Linked DNA regions of Homo sapiens: region 1 is linked to region 2. A link is a loop called in an ENCODE intact Hi-C map of the cell type or tissue named here. Cell type or tissue: IMR-90. All regions are shown on one strand. Each heading gives the region's core, and the rest is flanking DNA. Links, peaks and the distances in the headings are about the cores only.

The links. A loop is a pair of places that touch in the nucleus more often than their neighbours do. Peaks named below come from ENCODE experiments on the same cell type or tissue, not always from the same donor. Only the 100,000 strongest peaks of a DNase experiment are listed, where the experiment ranks them.
Region 1: a loop joins it to region 2, with 6 times the contacts of the local background. A loop is called at or near these places in 5 of 110 quality-filtered maps.

Annotation. Positions count from the first base shown.
Region 1 is chr9:33,519,049-33,529,073 of GRCh38, reverse strand. ANKRD18B (ankyrin repeat domain 18B) reads right to left here and starts at 4,823. Exons shown (of 19, transcript NM_001393611.1): 1 at 4,379-4,823; 2 at 233-347; 3 at 1-74. The coding sequence starts at 4,584. RefSeq lists an enhancer at 5,407-5,456. In IMR-90, for the core only: CTCF peaks have their summits at 4,875 and 5,576; a DNase peak (open chromatin) is centred at 4,863; H3K4me3 peaks cover 1,843 bases; H3K27ac peaks cover 1,370 bases.
Region 2 is chr9:33,716,910-33,726,934 of GRCh38, reverse strand. It overlaps UBE2R2-AS1 (UBE2R2 antisense RNA 1), which reads left to right. Exons shown (of 5, transcript NR_170204.1): 5 at 2,547-2,850. Among named protein-coding and RNA genes, the nearest start is that of PTENP1-AS, 45 kb to the right of the region's middle. RefSeq lists enhancers at 4,425-4,924, 4,925-5,426, 6,752-6,841. In IMR-90, for the core only: CTCF peaks have their summits at 4,632 (motif pointing right), 6,670 (motif pointing right) and 7,200; a DNase peak (open chromatin) is centred at 4,634; H3K27me3 peaks cover 994 bases.

The DNA of each region.
Region 1 (10,025 bases), core at 1,164-9,163, 200 kb after region 2:
ATATCCTTAATGTTTGGATTGGCGCCACGTTTCAGGAGAATAATGGCACAAGCCTCTTCCTGGCAGTGTACAGCCTATTAGTGTTAGATAAAAAACTAGACTATAAATTCTAAGAATTCAAAATACATATTCCACAGGTTTCACCAACTAGCTATATTTAAATGAGACAAATTCATTTTAATTCTATGTATTTAAATCAAATCCATTTCATGCTGAGTTGGCTACTATATACCTTCATTAAAGGTGTCCTGTTTAGTCTGTCACAGATGTTGATCTGGCATTTTCTGTCCAGCAAGAGAGTGACCACTTGCACACGGCCATGGGCACAGGCCAAATGTAGAACAGTCCTAGGAGAGCGAGAGGGGTTTTCAGGAAATGTAGTGCAATATCTCAAAACCTACAATGGTTCATGTCATTGTAAACATTGAATGGCATTATTCCTCTGCCTTCAAAACAAATAATTTTCTTTTGAAGAAAGTACAATATTTATTAGCTCTTACTGCTCCCTACCTTAATGAAACAGCAGCCTATTTGGATAGAATGAGCTTGGTGTTTGGATTCAGCTTAACTAGGGCTTGAGTTCTACTTTGAACTCGGTCACCTACCAGCTATTGCTTAGCCTTTCTGTGCCTGAATTTCCTCATTAATAAAGATGACAACAGCAGCTAGCTCACAGGACACCACTGTGATGCTTAAATGAAAATCTTCATAAAGCATTTAGAACTGTTTCCAGAACAAGCAACAACTCAATAACTGTTAGACTTTTGTTTGTTGAGACAGGGTCTTGCTCTCTTGCCCAGGCTGGAGTGCAATGGTGTATTTATGCCTCACTGCAGCCTGGCACTTGTAGGCTCAAACAAACCTCCTGCCCCAGCCTCCTGAATAGCTGGGACCACAGGAGTGCACCAGCATGATCAGCTAATTTTTAAATTTTTTTTGTAGAGTAGGAATGTCACCTTGTTGCCCAGGCTGGTCTCAAACTCCTAGCATCATGGGAACTTCCCACCTCAGCCTTCCAAAGTTCTAGAATGACAGGTGTGAGCCACGCACCCAGCCAGACGTTATAATTATATTACTACTATTTAACAAAAACATTTTAATTAAGTAAAATGATACAATTATTGCTATTTTGCAGGATGATTTAAAGATTAGGTCACATTTTAGCATATCTCATATTGGAGCGGTATTTACAATTCATAATTTTTTATAACTATAATTGGTAGCATTTAAAAATCATCTCATTAATGTAGAAAATAGTAGGATATCACACAATCCATGAGGCCTTACATTAAGTAGAATACTGTATACACAGCAGGTCTAGGGCCGTTCTAGGCATCTAACTGACACTTAAATACATTTTAATTCCTAAAAGTACCATGGGGAAAGAGCACTGAAATAACAACATATTTTTTAAACAAATTACTTCTTACTTTGATTTTTAAAAACATGCAGCTGGCCGGGCGCGGTGGCTCACGCCTGTAATCCCAGCATTTTGGGAGGCCAAGGCGGGTGGATCTCTAGGTCAGGAGTTCAAGACCAGCCTGACCAACATGGTGAAACTCTGTCTCTACTAAAACTACAAAAATTAGCTGGGCGTGGTGGCAGGCACCTGTAATCCCAGCTACTCGGGAGGCTGAGGCAGGATAATCGCTTGAACCTTGGCAGCAGAGGTTGCAGTGAGCTGAGATCACGCCACTGCACTCCAGCCTAGGCGACAGAGTGAGACTCTGTCGCAAAAAGAAAACAAACAAACAAACAAACAAAAAAAGAAACATGAAGCTAAAGGAAACTCATGATTGAGATGAATAGGTATGGCTCATTTTAGTCAACACTTAAGATTTACAGAATATATGCAAATCAGACTTTCCAATGATTAATATTAGTATTTAAGACTGATAAATTTTCAAAAGGGCAGTTAAAGGTTATCTCTTATTGTTTTCTACCTTCAGAAATGCTTTTGCTTGAAAGGTGGGAGAAAAAGCTTCAATGAGATTAAGTCCTACTATTCCCATTTTAAATCTCTCATCTTGCTCAGGCAGAACAGGTAAACATAAAGTTTTTAAGTATGGAAGCATCCTGAGAGATAGTGCAAAATGTCTGCTACATAACATATTCAGGTTATGTTTGATGAATAAATGGATTGATAGAATACAGTTGGGGAGCTCAAAATTTTTAAATACAACTTCTATAAACCAATATTTTTGTGATAGTAATAATATTTGCTATTTGTTATTTTGATAAGACAACTATAATGAAATGATTAATCTATCAGTTTGCCTATATGTAATGAATCTATACATAAGAAAAACATATATACATAATAAAGTATATACATAAAATCTGCAAGCACAGATAAAAAGATTCCCTTTTTACTTCTGAAGAAGCTAAAAGTTCAAACAAGATAACAACCCTCACAATAATGATAAAAAATAGTGAGAAATTATTTTTATCTGTACAAGATTCACATTTCTCTCTTCCCAAAATTTATTCCATTAATAATAAATTTTTACTAGAAATTTTATAAATGCTCACTTCAGAAATCAAAGGTAAGAAAAAGGAACAAAAAACTTTAAAATACAAATGCTCAGAAGTTACAAATTTTATCCTATTTTGTGCATAGTTTTGCCTAACACAAGACCATAGTATGTTTGTGTGTATGTGCAAGCAAACTGATTTGTTTTTCCTCACTGGCTGTAACAAAATGCATCTTCACATATCAACATACTTCTCCACCTATTGCCACCTTCAATGGCCACATACCCATTCTATGGGTTCTTGTTAACATAAATGCTGGGGAAAAAAAGTGCATGTATCTGTATTTTCTGAAGGTATTTTAATACAATGGAGTTGATGGGTAAAGGGCATATACATTTTTAAAATGTGGTAATTATCTCCAAATTATCCACTTGAAAAGTCATCAGCAACTTACACTTCAAGCAGCAGTGTAAGTGCCACTGCTCTTTATTCTCACAAACACTGTGGATAGAAAACAGTCTCATTCCTCTTTTAACTTAAATTCTCTTAGGAGAAACACTAAGGATTTTTTCCTATGTAAATAAGTAACTTGTGGATCTGCAAAAAGTACTTTGCTCACTGTTAGAGTTCTTTTCTTGTGGATTTGATTGGAAAGAATTCCCTGTAAAATAAAGATGTGCTTTTTATCTGTATATATGTATAACTGATATATATAACATTATGTTACTAATATATACAATTTGTTATACATATAATCAGTAATATATATATTATATTTAATAAAGAATAAATTCCCTGTAGGATGAAGATACACTTTTCATCTGAATATATATTTTTATATATTAGTAAAAATATATATAGTAAATATTTTTCAAGTGTGTTATCTTTTGTTAATTTTTTTCTGATACACAGGGGATTTTAATTTTAGTTTGCTAAATCAACCTTCAGAATGCCTGCTTGTGAGGTCATTCTTAGGAAGGCCACTGTTAACGTAAAATGTACCTGTATAAATAAGTCTTTGTGTTTTCTTCTGGTATTTTTCTAATTTTGCATATGTAAAAATTTCAGTCTGTATTCCATCAGGAACTCATTTTTGTGACATAAAATTTCATTAGTTTTCTTCACACAGCAGGCATTTTATTAATAACTCGTCCTTTCCTACTCATCTGAAATGTTACCATTATCAATCCCTATGTATATATCTTACATATATTTCAGTGTTTTTGGATTTCCTATTCTGTTCCATTTATTTATATGTGTTTGTAGCTGTTAGTAAATAATTAATTGTGGGAATTAATAGCACGTTTTGATATCTAGAGGAGCAAGTCGTTTTTCACTCCATCATAAACATTTTAAAATGTCATCACAATGGTAAGACAGACAGCAAGTGTCATGCAAAAATGATAAAACCTTGATATTTTCATTCGGTTTATGTAAAACTGATAAACATATTAAGAGCTCACATTTTGAGAAAACTGAGTCTTCTCATTCAAGGAACCCACCTCCCACTTCCAAGTGTCCCTCTAAGAAGCCCCAGTAAAGAACCTATCTACCTAGGTGGATTTGGATGTAAAACCGACACAGGGTTTTATCTGAGAACTCTTCGCCTACTGAAAATGGCTCATGGTATTTTTGACATGGGAATGAGTTCTCATTAGGCACCTCCCTATCATGTATATGGCTCCATGTTTTAAACGTAGATATGCTTAACTTTGTGAGTTAAATCACTCCAATTATCCACCAAGCGCTACAGGCGGGAAATTCCCAGCGATGGAAAGCAGCTGAGGCTCCATTTGGCTCCGCGGCTCCCAGGGTCCCGGCGAACTCCGACGACCCCGCCTCAGGCGGTGCGGGGAAACCGGGCCTGGGGGCCCCCTCCCACCGAGGGCTGAGCCCCCGCTACCTGTCTTTTCTGTCGCGGACGTCCAAGTCCCGGAACCTGCGCGTCAGGCAGTGCTCCACCTCTGCGGCGTCGCCCTTGATGGCCGCCCTGTGGATCTTCCGCAGTTCCCAGTCCCGAATGTGGTACCCCCGACCCGCATACTCTTGGTCCATGGAGCTCAGGAGCGCCTGGCCCAGGCGTCTCCCAAAACTGAGGAGCTTCCTCATGGTGGCGACTTCTCAGATGCCCACCACCCGCTCCTGAGACGCCGCGGCTCCTCGTGGCCTTTCCACCCCCACCCAGCTCCAAATTCGAGATCCCCCTCCCCACCCAGCGATCCACCCCTAAATCCAAGATGCACCCCCAAACCCGCGATGTAGCTCAGAATCCGCGATCCAGCCCGGTCCACTACAGCCTTCAGCAGCGACACTCGCAGCCTCCGACCTCTCGATAGAGTGAGCCCAGTAAAGCGGTTAGGCGCGCGCCTACAGCTCAGCGCCAGCCCGGACTCCGGAAGGCGCCCTCGAGCTCGCGTGGCCCGCAGAGGGTGACTGCAGCTCGGGCTCAGGCGCCGCTGGCTTGCGGGTTCTCCTGGGCTGGCGCGGGACGTTCCGGAATCTCAGGCGCGCATCCCTTCCCGCCTGGCCGTGACTCCCGCCCCTCTTCTCCGAAGAGAGATCGGGGCCGCTCCAGGGACCGTCCGCGGGGATGGGGCTGAGGGTCGGTTCCTGCCCCGGTGCAGCCGCCGCCGGGCAGACCGCCTGGCTTGGCCGCAGCCACGGCGACATCTAGCCCCGGTTCTGCGAGGCTGGGCGCGCCAGCCAGCTTGGGAGTTGCCCGGCGCCTGTAGCTGGGCGCCCAGGTGGTGGAGCATGGCCTGGGCGGCCTCTGGATCGCGGGTGCCCCTGGCCTGAGAGCCCGCCAGACCCTGCCCCCTCCCGGCTCCTCCTCTGCCAGAGCTCGAGACCTCTAGCCAGGGGCCCTCTGCAGCCACCGGGGATGGGGCTGAGGGCCGGTTCCCGCCCCCGTGCAGCTGCTGCAGGGCAGACCGCCTGGCTCGGCCGCAGCCACAGGGACATCTGGCCCTGCTTCCGAGATGTGGGGAGTGCGGGCGGGCCCAGGAGTTGCCTAGAGGCTGCTGCCTGCACACAGAGGGCGACTGCAGCTTGGGCGCCCAGGCAGCGGAGCATGGTCTGGGTGGCCTCTGGAATGCGTGCGCGCCAGGCCTGAGGGCCCCCCTGGTGGTGCCACCTGCCCTGGTCTTCCTCTGCCTGAGCCTGGAGCAGCTGAAATGGCCACTCTGCAGTCACAGGGGATAGAGTTAAGTTTTCTTATCCCACGCATGCACACGAAAAGGTAACTATTCTGTGAGGTAATTAACATGTTCATTGACTTCATTTTGGTAATCATTTCAGAATGTGCATATAAACGCATCACATGTACAATTTTTATTTCTCTATTACACCTCAGTAAAGCTGAAATAATTAACAGGATTGAAAGGATAAACCCACAGTTCTATAGTCACAGTTGGACACTTCAATACCTCATTTTAATTAATGGATAGAAAAACCAGACAGAAGCTTCATGAGAAATACAAGACTTAAACAACAGTAGAAGCCACTGAGAGCTAATACACATATACAGAACAGTCCATCCCAACAACAGCAGAATATACATTCTTTTCAAGTTATGTGGAACTTTCTCTAGGATAGGCCATATCTTCATCCACAAAATATGTCCTAATCATTTTTAAAAGTTTGAAATCATACAAAATATAATTTACAACCACAATGGAAGAAACAACAGATAAATAAGTGAAAACTGGAAAATTCATGAAAATGTGGAAATTAAACAATACAGTCTTCAACTACCAGTGAGTGAAAAAATAAATTACAAGCAAAATTATAAAATATCTTGAGACAAATTAAAATAAAAACAAAACATACCAAAACTTATTGAATGCAGTGAAAGTAGAGTTCAAAGGAAAATGTATGGATATAAACAACTACATTTTAAGAAAAAATCTCAAATCAATATCCGCACTCTATACCTAAAGGCAGTGGAAGAAAACAAAAAAAGACTAAATCCAAAGCTAGCAGAAGGAAAGAAATAATAAAGAGCATAATTAGAGCATAAATCAATAAAATAAAAGGTTGGAGAGCAGTAGAATAAATAAACATAGATTCTTTGAAAGATCAAGCCTTTCACTATATTGACTGAGCAAAAGATGGAAGACTAATTATTAAAATAATAAATGAAAGCAGAGCCATTACTACCAACTTTACAGAAATACAAAAGGATTACAGGAGTATACTGTGAACAACTGTCCAACAACAAATTAGGTGCCCTGGATGAAATGGACAAATCACTAGAAAGACATAAACTACCAAAGTGGCTCCAGAAAAAAGAGAAAATCTGAATAGACCTATAACCTAGGAGACTGAATTAGTAATCAAAAGCGATTATTTGTTATTCATTAATAAAATGCAAGACAAAACCAAAATGAGATGCCACTTTGCATCCACTAGTAAGGCTTTCATAACAACGACACAGAAAATAAATGTTGCTAAGGAGGTGGAGAAATTGGAGCCCTCGTGAACTGGCTGCTAGGAATAGAAAATGATGCACTTGCTGTGGAAAACAATTTGGTGGTTCCTCACAGAATCACACGGAGAACCAGAAATTCCACTCCTAGGCATTATTCACACACAAAAAATTGGCAGCAGGGTCTGGAACAGATATTTTTACACCGAAGTTAATTGCAGCATTATTTGTTATAGCCAAAAGGCAGAGACAACCCGTGTCCATCAACAAATGAATGGATACACAAAATATGATACATAAATAATAGAATATTATTCAGCCATTAAAGAGGATGAAGTTCTGATACATGCAACATGGGTGAAACTTGGAAACATGATGCTGAGTGAAGTAAGCCAGACACGAAAGGACAGATGTTCTATTATTCCACTGATATGAAATATCTAGAATAGGCAAATTTGTGAAAATAGAATGAAGATTAGTGTTTCCCAGAGACTGGGGAGAGGGAGCAAGGCTGAGTTATTGTTTAATGGGTACTTTATTTCTGTTTGTGATAGAAATGAAGATGCTGGTTATACAAAACTGGGAATGTACTTAATGCTGCTGAATTATATACTTAAATTTAAAATTTTAACACAATTTAAAAATTTAAATATAGATCTGAGAATTATTCCTATATCCATTTTTATTTAAAAGTTATTTGCTCAATTGCCAAATATTAAGGTTTTTCTGAATATATTTTTGTTATTGACTTAATGTAGTCCTATTTTGCTCAGAGTACAAACTCTGAGCAAAATTTTGATTTATGATTTAAATCCTTTTATATTTATTGAGAATTATTTTATGGTCCAGTATTTAATCTATCTTGATTAATGTTCCACATACACTTGAAAAGCAGATCTGATGATCGTCACCTTTACTCTGTTGATGTCTGTTTCACACATTTTGAAGTTTCACTAGGTTCACCCATTTAAGATTGTTAATTTTATGAACTGGCCTATTTTGATTATGACTCGACACCTTTATCTTTGGCAGTACTCCTGTTCTGAAGACTTTATCTAATATTAATATGGGCACACCAACTCTTTTAGGATTAGTATTTGCATGGCACATTTACATCTATACTTTTGCCTAAATGTTGTGTCTGTATCTAAAATGTGGTTCTTGTGAGCAGCATAGTGTTGGGTCTTGTTTATTTATTTACTGTTTAATCTCATCTGAAAATCTGAACTTTGAAATTGAGATATCCAGTCCTTCTATATTTATGTATTAGAAACAGGGTCTGGCTCGGTCACACAGGCTGGGCTGCAGTGGCATGATCATAGCTCATTGCAACTTTGAACTCCTAGAGTCAAAGGATCCTCTCACCTCAGCCTCCTGAGTAGCTAGGAACGCAGGGATATGGCACTGTGCCTGGCTAATTTTTTATTATTTAAATTTTTTTTTTGCAGACACAGGATCTCACTATGTTGCCAGGGCTGGTCTCAAACTCCTGGTCTCAAGTCATCTTCCCACCTCAGCTCCCAGAGTGCTGGGGTTACACGCGTGAGCTATGAAGGCTGGGCCCTTTTATATTTAATGTAATGGTTGAAATGACTAGATTTAAGTGTACCCTGTTGCTATCTGTTTTCTGTCTCTGTTTCTTTTTTTCTTGATTCTTTCTTTAGTGTGATTATTTTTTAGTCTTCTGTTTTCTCTCTTCTGCTGGCTTTTTAGCTATATCTGTTTGTTTCAATTTTTTAAATTGTTAGTTGAAAGATTACAATACATAGGCCGGATGTATTGTGGCTCACACCTGTAATCCCAGCACTTTGGGAGGCCGAGGCCTGCAGATCACATGAGGCCCAAAGTTCAAGACCACCCTGGCCAATATGGTGAAACCCTGTCTCTGCTAAAAATACAAACCAATCCAGGTGTGGTGGCGTGCTCCTGTAATCCCAGCTACTTGGGAGGCTGAGGCATGAGAATCGCTTGAACCCAGGAGGTGGAGATTGCAGTGAGCCGAGATCACGCCACTGCACTCCAGCCTGGGTGACAGAGCGAGACTCCGTCTCAAAAAAAAAAAAAAATTACAATATGTATCTTTATCACAGTCTACCTTGAATTTATATACATATATATATATATATATATATATTTTTTTTTTTTTTTTTTGAAATGGAGTCTCACTCTGTCGCCCAGGCTGGAGTGCAGTGGCACAATCTTGGCTCACTGCAAGCTCCACCTCCTGGGTTCGTGCGATTCTCCTGCCTCAGCCTCCCGAGTAGCTGGGACTACAGGCGCCCACCACCATGCCCGGCTAATTTTTTGTATTTTTAGTAGAGACGGGGTTTCACCATGTTAGCCAGGATTGTCTTGATCTCCTGACCTCATGATCCCTCCATCTTGGCCTCCCAAAGTGCTGGGATCAGAGGCGTGAGCCACCGCGCCCAGCCTGAATTAATATTTTAACACTTTTGTTAAAGACAAGAGCCTTAAAATGGTATAATTCCAATTACTCTCTTCTGTCCTTTATGTTAGTTTTGTCACTTATTTTTTTTCTGCATGTTTGTTGTGAGTTATCAGGAATTATTGTTGGATTTTGCCAAAATTCTTTTATGTCTTTTGACATGATTCTATTGATTTTCTACTTTATTTATATGATGTACAATGTTCGTTGTGTTTTAGATAGTAAGCCAAATTTGCATTACTAGTATTAATTCCAGAGACATGTAGTGTATGATCGTTTTACATACTGTTGGATGTAATTTGCATCCAGGTTGTTAAATACATTTGGACGTAAACTTATGAGAGATATTGTTTGGCACTTTCCTTTTCTTCTGATGTCTCCATCCTGCTTTGGTATCAAGCTAATACTGGCTTTCTAAAATGTTTTGGCATATCCTCTCTTCTGTATTTGCTGGAAATGTTTGTGTATGACTGGTATACTTTCCTCCTTAAATGTTAAATGGAATTCATGGGTTAAGGCATCTAGCACTACACTCTTCTTCAGGGGGAATATATTTAATTACTAATTCAATTTTTTTTTACTTTATATACATCTATTAAGATTTTCTATTTGTTCTTTAGTCAATTTTGCTACTTAATGTCTTTATCGGAATTTGCTTATTTCATTTATGTTGCTAAA
Region 2 (10,025 bases), core at 1,009-9,008:
TTGTCAAAGATCAGATGGTTGCAGATGTGTGGTGTTATTTCTGAGGCCTTAGTTCTGTTCCATTGGTCTGTATATCTGTTTTGGTACCAGTACCATGCTGTTTTGGTTACTGTAGCCTTGCATTATAGTTTGAAGTCAAGTAGCATGATGCCTTCAGCTTTGTTCTTCTTGCCCAGGATTGTCTTGGCTATACAGGCTGTCTTTTGGTTCCATATGAAGTTTAAAGTAGTTTTTTCCAATTCTGTGAAGAAAGTCAGTGGTAGCTTGATGGAGATAGATTGAATCTATAAATTACTTTGGGCAGTATGGCCACTTTGACAATACTGATTCTTCCTACCCATGAGCATGGAATGTTTTTCCATTTGCTTGTGTCCTCTCTTATTTCCTTGAACAGTGGTTTGTAGTTCTCCTTGAAGAGGTCCTTCACATCCCTTGTAAGTTGTATTCCTAGGTATTTTATTTTATTTGTAGTAATTGTGAATGGGAGTTCACTCATGATTTGGCTCTCTGTTTGTCTGTTATTGGTGTATAGGAATGCTTGTGATTTTTGCACATTGATTTTGTATCCTGATACTTTGCTGAAGTTGCTTATCAGTTTAAGGAGATTTTGGGCTGAGATGAAGGGGTTTTCTAAATATAAAATCAAAATCATGTCATCTGCAAATACAGATGATTTTATTTCCTCTCTTCTTATTTGAATACCCTTTATTTCTTTCTCCTGCATGATTTCCCTGGCCAGAACTTCCAACACTATGTTGAATAGGAGTGGTGAGAGAGGGCATCCGTGTCTTGTGCTGGTTTTCAAGGGAATGCTTCCAGTTTTTGCCCATTCAGTATAATATTGGCTGTGGGTTTGTCATAAATAGCTCTTATTATTTTGAGATACGTTCCATCGATAACCTAGTTTATTGAGAGTTTTTAGCATGAAGGGTGTTGAATTTTGTCGAAGGCCTTTTCTGCATCTATTGAGATAATCATGTGGTTTTGTCATTGGTTCTGTTTATGTGATGGATTACCTTTATTGATTTGCATATGTTGAACCAGCCTTGCATCCCAGGGATGAAGCTGACTTGATCATGGTGATAAGGTTTTTGATGCTGCTGGTTTCAGTTTGCCAGTATTTTACTGAGGATTTTCTCATGGATGTTCATCAGGGATGTTGGCCTGAAATTTTCTTTTTTTGTTGTGTCTCTGCCAGGTTTTGGCATTGGGATGATGCTGGCCTCATACAATGAGTTAGGGAGGATTCTCTCTTTTTCTGTTGTTTGGAAGAGTTTCAGAAAGAATGGTACCAGCTCCTCTTTGTACCTCTGGTAGAATTTAGCTGTGAATCTGTGTGGTCCTGGCCTTTTTTTGGTTGGTAGACTATTAATTACTGCCTCAATTTCAGAACTTGTTATTGGTTTATTCAGGGATTTGACTTCTTCCTGGTTTAGACTTGGGAGGGTGTATGTGTCCAGGAATTTATCCATTTCTTCTAGATTTCTGAGTTTATTTGCATAGAAATGTTTATAGTATTCTCTGATGGTAGTTTGTGTTTCTGTGGGATCAGTGGTGATATCCCCTATATCATTTTTTATTGCATCTATTTGATTCTTCTCTCTATTGCAATTCTTTTTTTTTTTTTTTCTTTTTGAGACTGAGTCTTGCTCTGTCCCCCAGGCTGGAGTGCAGTGGTGTGATCTCGGCTCACTGCAAGCTCCACCTCCTAGGTTCATGCCATTCTCCTGCCTCAGCCTCCTGAGTAGTTGGGACTATAGACACCCGCCACTGTGCCTGGCTAATTTTTCGTGTTTTTAGTAGAGACGGGGTTTCATCATGTTAGCCAGGATGGTCTCAATCTCCTGATCTTGTGATCTGCCTGCCTCGGCTTCCCAAAGCTCTATTTCCATTCTTATACATTGTGAGTGGGAATAAAAAATGGTATAGCCAGTCTGGAAAAGTTTGGCAGTTTCTTACAAAGTTAACATGTATTTGTCTTATAACCCAGAAACCCCACTTCCTAGAGAAATGAAAACTTAATGCTCACATAAAAACCTGTGTATAAATGTTCTATTGATAATTCTATGATTATTTGATGTTTTATTCATAATTGCTCCAAGCAAATGTCCTTCAACAGGTGAATGAACAGGTAAATGCATAAAGAAGTTGTGGTATATCCATACAATGAAATACTACTCAGCAGTAGAAAGGAATGAACTATTTACACATGCAGCAACTGAGCACTTTCCAAGGCATGATGCTGGAGGGTGGGGGAAGGAAGTAGTCTCAGAAGTTTACGTACTGTATTTCTCATTTTTGAGAAGATAAAATACTGATGAAGGATAGACCTGTGGTTGTCAGGAGTTACGAGTGGGAGAGGCTGTGATTATAAAGGGAAAACATGAGGGAGTTTTTGGGGGTGTGATGGCACTATTTTGAATCCTGATTGTGGCAGTGCTTATGTGAATCTATACATATGTTAAAATTATAGAACTGTACACCAAAAAAATAAATTTTTGTGTGTGTATATATATATATATATATATATATTTTTTTTTTGATAGGGTCTCATTCTGTTATCCAAGCTGGAGTGCAGTGGCACGATCATGGCTCCCTGCAGCCTCGAGCTCCTGGGCTCAGGTGATTCTCCCACCTCTGCCTCCTGAATAACTGGGACTACAGTCATGTGCCACCACGCCTGGCTAATTTTTTGTATTTTGTAGAGATAGGGTTTCACCATGTTGCCTAAGCTGGTCTCAAACTTCCGGGCTCAAGTGATCCACCTGTCTCAGCCTCCAAAGTGTGTGAGCCACTGTGCCTGGCCTGTCTGATGATTTAAAGAATAAAATTAATAAAATTATAGAAGATGAACATTGGATTCTGATATGGGCCTCCAGTTCCTCCTTGCTAAGGTGAGGCTGATGATCTGTAATCTATGCAGCCATTATCAAAATGCTGACCCAGTATTGTGCCTCAATTCTGAGGCTTATGTATTTTGATCTGCTTTCTTGCTTTAGATCCATTATGACTGAGAAAGACTTCTTAAATTTTGCTTTTCCATCCCAGAAATGACTGATTCCAACCTTTCTCCCCAGCTGCTCAGCATGGGCCTCCAGCTGTGCTCTGCACACTCTGATAGCAGAGAGCTTTTATTCACCCCCATTTTTGAAATATAATTTCCATACAATATAATGCATAGATCTGAAATATATAATTCAATGAGCTTTGGCAAATGTATACAGTGGTGTGTTCATACATGTTTTACAACTGGCTCTCTGGTGGGATAAAAAAGCCCTGCTTTGTAGTGTTTGCCAATTTCTGGAGTATAAATATTTCCACCGTGGTGGATTCCAAGCTATCAATGTGATGTTGACTGGCTTGCAGACATCCTGAAAAATTAACAGTCCACTCTCTTGATGGTGCCAGCGGGCTTCAGCACACCACTGCCTGTACATAACTGTGCAATCAGCACCCAGATCAACATTCAGGACATGTCCATCACCCCACAAGTTCCCTAGTGCCCCTCTGCAGTCAATCCCCACGCCTATCCTGTGCGGACAACGATTCTGATTTCTACCACCATCAATTAGATTTTCATATTCTAGAACTTCATGCAAATACAGTATATTTTTTGGCCTGACTATTTTTGCCTCAGATTTGAGAGTCCCTCCTATGATGTTTATCTGGTTGTTTGTCTTTTTCATTGCCCAGTAATATTTCATTGTATGGATGTAGTATCGTTGATTCTCCTGTTAATTGGCATTTGGGTTGTTCAAAGTTTTGGGCTTTTCTGAATAATCTTGAAAGTACTTGAGAGGCTGTAAAAAAGAGGTTCTGATATTCCTGGCAAAACTTTCTGCTGGGAAGAGGAATAGATCCTGAAGCTTCAGATTTTACTGGCGATAATGAAAGAGCATCTTTGAAAGTGTGTAGCATGCGGCAGACATTCAATAAATGTTAGTGGAGTCTCACTTTGGCAGAATTCTGTTTCTAGGATCTGTGCCCAGAAATAGATCGTCTTTTACAGAAAGGTCAGAATCAACCATTCTAGAGAAAATTTAAAAATACCTCAGAGAGATTCTGTCTTCTCATTTGATAAATCCATTTCAGGAATATTTCACAATTCTAACAATTAGAAAAAAATGGCTATGTGATATTTTTATGTTATACTTTAAAGTCTACCTATTATATATATTATCTTACTTCATACACATTTAATTTTCATTTTATGCACATTGTTTTATTTAACTTTTGCTACAATGCTGCAAGGTAAATGTACTTCTACTTTACAGATAAGGACAAATGAGGCTTGGAAATGCTAAGTAACTTTCCTAGCTCACAAAGCTAGTAAGAATTTGATCGCAGTTGCCTGACTCCAAAATGCATGCGTTTTCCTCTGCAATGTGCGGCCCCACCATGTTCACACCTCACTACAGACAGGAAGCACATATTATTCAGATAATCGCTACCCATTTTCCATTCATCCTCGTTTTTCCAGTGAGCAAAACATCTTGTACAGTCACTTTCTTTTTTCATTTCAGAAGTACACTTTGAATAGGCTCAATATGGCCTGATTTAAGCAAGCAGAAGGAAAAATCCTTACAAAGTCTGTGTGGGCCAATCAGCAATGAGATGGAGCATTCGGCAGATGGCGCTGTTTCCACACGAGTGTAACGGCGGCCACAAGCGTTCTGCCGCCAGGGGGCGCCGCGTTCCGCCGGAGAAGCGTGGCTACCAGATTCGCGGCCCAGCACGGGCTGCAGGGCCCACGCCTCCTTGGCGGTGCGTTCTTTCCCTCCAGGTGGGACGCTGCAGGCCCAGCAGCTCCCTGTGCCTCCAGATAGCCAGGGCTCTCACGTGGATAGGCTGCTGGACCAAGCTCAGTCCAGCAGGCCGGCTTCAACAGCTTCTGCTCAGCTATCCCGGACAGCACAGGACTGTGCAGAGCCTCCCCTAAACCTCATTCTTTTCAAGGGCAAAGGGAAGCACAGCAGCGTTTGCCTTTTCTTGCCAAGTTAGCACGGAGGAAGTTTCATCAGGGAGAGGCAGGGGCCTCAGAACAGGGAGGCCGCAGGGCGGCCTCGGCAGGTGAGTGCTGGCAGCCCGTGGCCTGAGACGTTAAGCACTGTGGGGAGAAATGGAGAAAGAAGCTCCTTGAACATTAGGCCCACTCCGGTGTGTGAAGCAACTGGCCCTTGAGATGAGAGCAGCCTGGTCTTCCCTTCTTGGTGAGGCTTGGGCCTTTTACATATTCCCACACAATGGAAATACGCAACCACTTCCAACTGGGTCCCAAATTCTCAAATGTCTCGACTACAGGACTCTAGGGACACAGCCTCCTCCTTAAGGATTTGTGAGATGTCTGTAAAGAAAAGGAAAATTTGTGAACCTTCTCAGAAGAAGCCACAAAAGAATACTTAGAGGCAAAAAATTACTCAGGCTGACATTTGAGAGGCTCTGGTTCACTGGTTCAGGCCCCCTTCCCAGGCTGACAAGGGTTGAGAGGCTCTGGAAGGACAGAGTCCACGGGAGCTGTGCTCTTCTGCGAATTCCGTCCAGCCATATTCCTCCACACCTGCAAAGTGGTGGAGAATGTTCTCTGCTTCACTCCACCCCAACTTGGGCATTGGAACAATGACTTCCTCATTGGGTTTTGGTAGTTTTTCCATTATGTTTTAATTTTGCCCTTTATATGAAGTGCTATATTTTGTTTTAGAATAGGCATTACATTGGCTCAAAAATCAATTCACACAGAAAGGTATACAGTGAAGTCTTACTTCCACCCCAGTTACAATCTCCTCCACATATGTGCACAGCTAATTCATTTTACTAGTATCTAGGGTACCCTTTACCAGAGTTTCTTTAAGATACTGCAAGATAGCTTAATCGCATTGCAATCTTGCATACCAAATTATATGCAAATTATGCATATAATTATGCAGACCAAAGTCTGACAGGTGCAGACCCTTGCGTATTCTCACTGAGTGTCTCCTGGGCTGCTCCTGCTGACAACCCCCTCTCCTCTCTCTATGTGATCTAGATCCATTTGAGAATCCTATGAAAGCTTTGGACCTTTCCTGAGGAAAATGCACCTAGGCACACACCTATACACATTGGCATTCAATTTTGGTGGGGGTTATGGGCTCTGTGAAGCCCATCTGTACCCTTGGTGATCACACCCCCCTTCTAAACTGTTATCTATTTAGAGCTCTGGGCAGGCACTTGGCTGAAAGCATTATGCTTCCTTTCAGAGGGAAGTTTCAGCAGGGCAAAGCCTGTATTACTGATCTCTGCTGTTTACAGAGATCTCAGTCTCTCCTCGGACCGAGGGGCATTGGTGCAGTGGAGCTGGGACCTGAGCTGGATCCTAGCTCTTAGGTAGAGTCCTGAGACTTTCATATGTCCTTTCCACAAAGTGAGTCTCACGAACAGACCTTATCCCGGAGGGTCACGGCTTTTTTCACAGAGATGGACATTGAGAGATAAGCACCCCAGGAACTACACAATTACAGTTGGGAGGAATATGGTGAAGAAAAACACCGGGGCCAGGACATCTTGTGTCACAAGGAGGCCTCCCAAGAGAGTGACATCGATGTGACGGTGTGTCCTTCAAGCCTGGGTCCAACTCCCATGTGGGGAGTGGCTGCCTTGGTCCCCAAGCCCATCATCCTGCAGGCAGTCCCTCTGACCACAAGGGGGCCTGCTGGAGCCTGGCCTGGCCCAGCCCTTCCCGCCCAAAAACACCTCCCAGTCTGGTCCCTGCTGTTGGTGACTCAAGGAGCCAACACCTGTCTCCAGAGGTCAAGGCCACCTTGAGGATATAGGGTGCCCCGACACTCCACACACGGGGCATGGAGGGAGTCTCCCGGCCGGGCCAGCCCCGGCTTCCTCTCAGTGGAATCTCTGCTACATGGGAGCCCTAGCGGGCTGGCTGGACCGACCCAGCCCCTGCCCCTGGCTTCCGCTTCTGCCCCACTTTGCTTCTTTCCCCCACGGTTGCCAGAGAGCCGCTGCCAGTTTTCCCAGCACATTGCTCACAGGAAATTAGAGTCCGAAGGTGCAAGATGAGAGAGAAAAGTCATACCTGGAATAACTGAAACCACTGGGGGCTGCATTTCCAGCTCCACTCGCCCTGTGCAAAAGCACTGAGACCCCACCTTCCTCGCAGGCTCCTGCGACACCCTCACCAGTGCTGAGGGTGCAGTTCCACCATGGACCATGAGGGGCTGCTTGCCCGGAGCTCCTGGAGGGGGCTCCCAGGGCCTGGCTCAGCTGGGAGAGGACAGAACACAGCAGGTAGCATCCGAAGCTTTACCTGTTGGCAGAGTGTGTGGTGTGTGCTTTGAGTAACATGGAGCAGGTTCAACAGAACCAAGTCTCTTCCTCTCCAAGATTCAATCACACCTAACGCTCTACTGCTGGAAACTCATCAGCCAGGCTGTGTCCTCTCTGCAAGGCACTCTTTACAGACCACTATAGAGGCTGCCTTTCTTTGCTGCTTTGCAATGTAGGAAGTGCTTCTGGTACACACCTGATGGTCTCCCCGTGACACTTCTGGAAGGTAGGCACTCGCGAGATAATTTTCTTTTGGCTGATGAGGGACTCTAGGACTGGCACCCAATTCCAGGTTGCCCACTTCTCGGTTTGATGTCCACTCCATTACGTGGTGGCCAGTACCACTCAGGCGCCTAGATGTGAATGAATCTGCCTGATGACTGGACTCCATGGCAGCAAAGCAGGGCAGCCCAGCAGTGTTAGGGAAGTGGTGAGTAATCCCTCAGGGGAAGGGAGAGCCAAGGCTCTGAAGATAGGAAGCCCACAGAGGAAGGAACCCCAGGCACGAGGGCAGACTTCCCTGTGTGCCAGGCAGAGTCTGCATTCTTGGGTGTGTGTGTGAGTTTTCACTCCTGTTAGTTCTTGGAGTTGACAACCAGCAATCACGTTTTGAATGGTCTCCTGGCCATGGATGGTGAACTGTGGGGTGTGTGTTCAGCGCTCTGTGCTGTTGCTGTTGTGGGAGCAACACCCAGAGCTCCATCGAGCCAGTATGTCCAGCTCTGTCTCTCTCAGCTAGCCTCCAAAATCTCTTCATGAGGGCATGACTCCCACTCGTGAGGGCTCCGCTCTTGCTCCCTAATCACCTCCCAAACATCCTACATCCTAACACCATCACATTAGCAGTTATGGTTTTAACAGATGAATTTGCAGGAGGGAAAAGACACACAAAAATTCCACTCATAGCACCCAAAGTGAGATTTAAGGTGATGCAAGAACACAGCATTAAATTTCATTGAATCGCACTAATACACTCTATTTAGTAGTAAGATGAATTAGTCAAAGACAGTCTGTTTGGTGAGAATAAGCACATAACATCTAACACCTACCAAACTCTCTTTTTATGAAAGAGAAAGCAAGCTTCAGCTTTGGCCCTCTTAAAGCTGGCAATGATATCTGGTTATATTAATAACGTTGTTTTTGTTTCATCGAATTTATTTTTATGCTTGGCTACCTTCTATTTACCGTAAGTGATGCCAATTTTTCTTTTCGGCTTATGATTGCAAGATTCCTTCATAAACATATGAATCTAAATTAAAAAGTGAGTTTAAAGAAACGTATTAACTAAATAACAGAAGGAATAATATACAGATATGGAAAAGTCTGAAGGTATGGAATTCTGTACTACCCCCAGAAGCTTATGAAAGCTTCTTTTTTCTAAGGAAAATTCCCTCTATGAGAAGAATTCTGATGCCAACACCAATCAATTTCTGAAATCTACTTCGATTCATCTCTTGGGTCAGTTTGTTTTATTTTCGTTTACAAGAAGGGCTCACGGGTTTTATGTTCTCTAGTGTTTATATGTTTGACTACTGCATCTGATTTAACAAGAACTTGTATGGTAGGAAATTGTTGTGTTCCACTTTCTTTTCCTCCGAACTTTGTGGACACTGTTTTACTATTTTCTTGCATCAAATGCTGCCTGATTCTCAGGGTCCTCTCCCAGCCCTACCCCACCATTGTAAGTGGATTGCTTTTTGTTCTTGAATACATGAGACTATTTTCTTTTACTTTGAAGTGTAGTAAATTCATCAAGTATGTCTCAGAGTTGAGCCAGCACTGTCACTTCTTTCCAGAATCCAGGGAGCCCTTTCAATTTCCTAGCCAGCTCTTTCTTTTCTTTTATATTGGTAGATATTTTTTGTATTTCATGCACTGTAGTCTTTCTTTTGGGGAAACAAGGACCCATGGGTAGATCATTATCTATCCCTCATAGCTTAATCTTCATCCTAACCATTTCGACTTTATTGTCTTTTCCCTACACACCTTCTATGATTATCTCAAGCTTTTTTGAAAGTGATGAATTTAATATTTGACTATGTTAATTTTGTTTCTTGCTCTTTCAAATTTACTTAACTCTGTAATTGCTGTTTTGATCTGCAATTTTTCCTTAGCTTTGTAACTACCATTTTTCCATCTTATTTTATTGTCTCATCTAAGTATTTATTTATTTTTGTTTCAATGAATATGTTTTCTTTGTTTTTTTCTAGATACAAAATACTTGTCTTAGATTTTTTTCTCTGTTTCTTAGGCTTATATTAGATTTCAGGATGGATTTTTCACTTTCCCATTTATACTATATTTCCTCTTCTTTTTTGTGTTAAGCTCTCTGCATAGTTGCCATGAATTTTCTTTTATTCCTGCAGAATTTTTAATAAAAGGAGCTCTATCAGCGCATCCCATTTGCCTGTATATTCTGTAAATCAATGTTACTTGGTTCTCATCTCAATGTGTCTGAGTGCTGTTGTCTTCCCTTCAGTAGTGTTTGCTTCTATTCTTACAATCTTTCTTACCCTTAGCAAGTTACTTATGCTTTCCGTGCCTCAGTTTTGTCAACCTACATCCTATATACAGGTTCAGCACTAAATGAGCCATAATGTGTAAAATGCTTATAACAGTGTCTGGCATACACGAAGGCTATTATCCTCAGGAAGGGAGGCTCTCTTCTCTCCAGCTTCTTTTTACCCCCAACTTTTATTTTAGGTTCA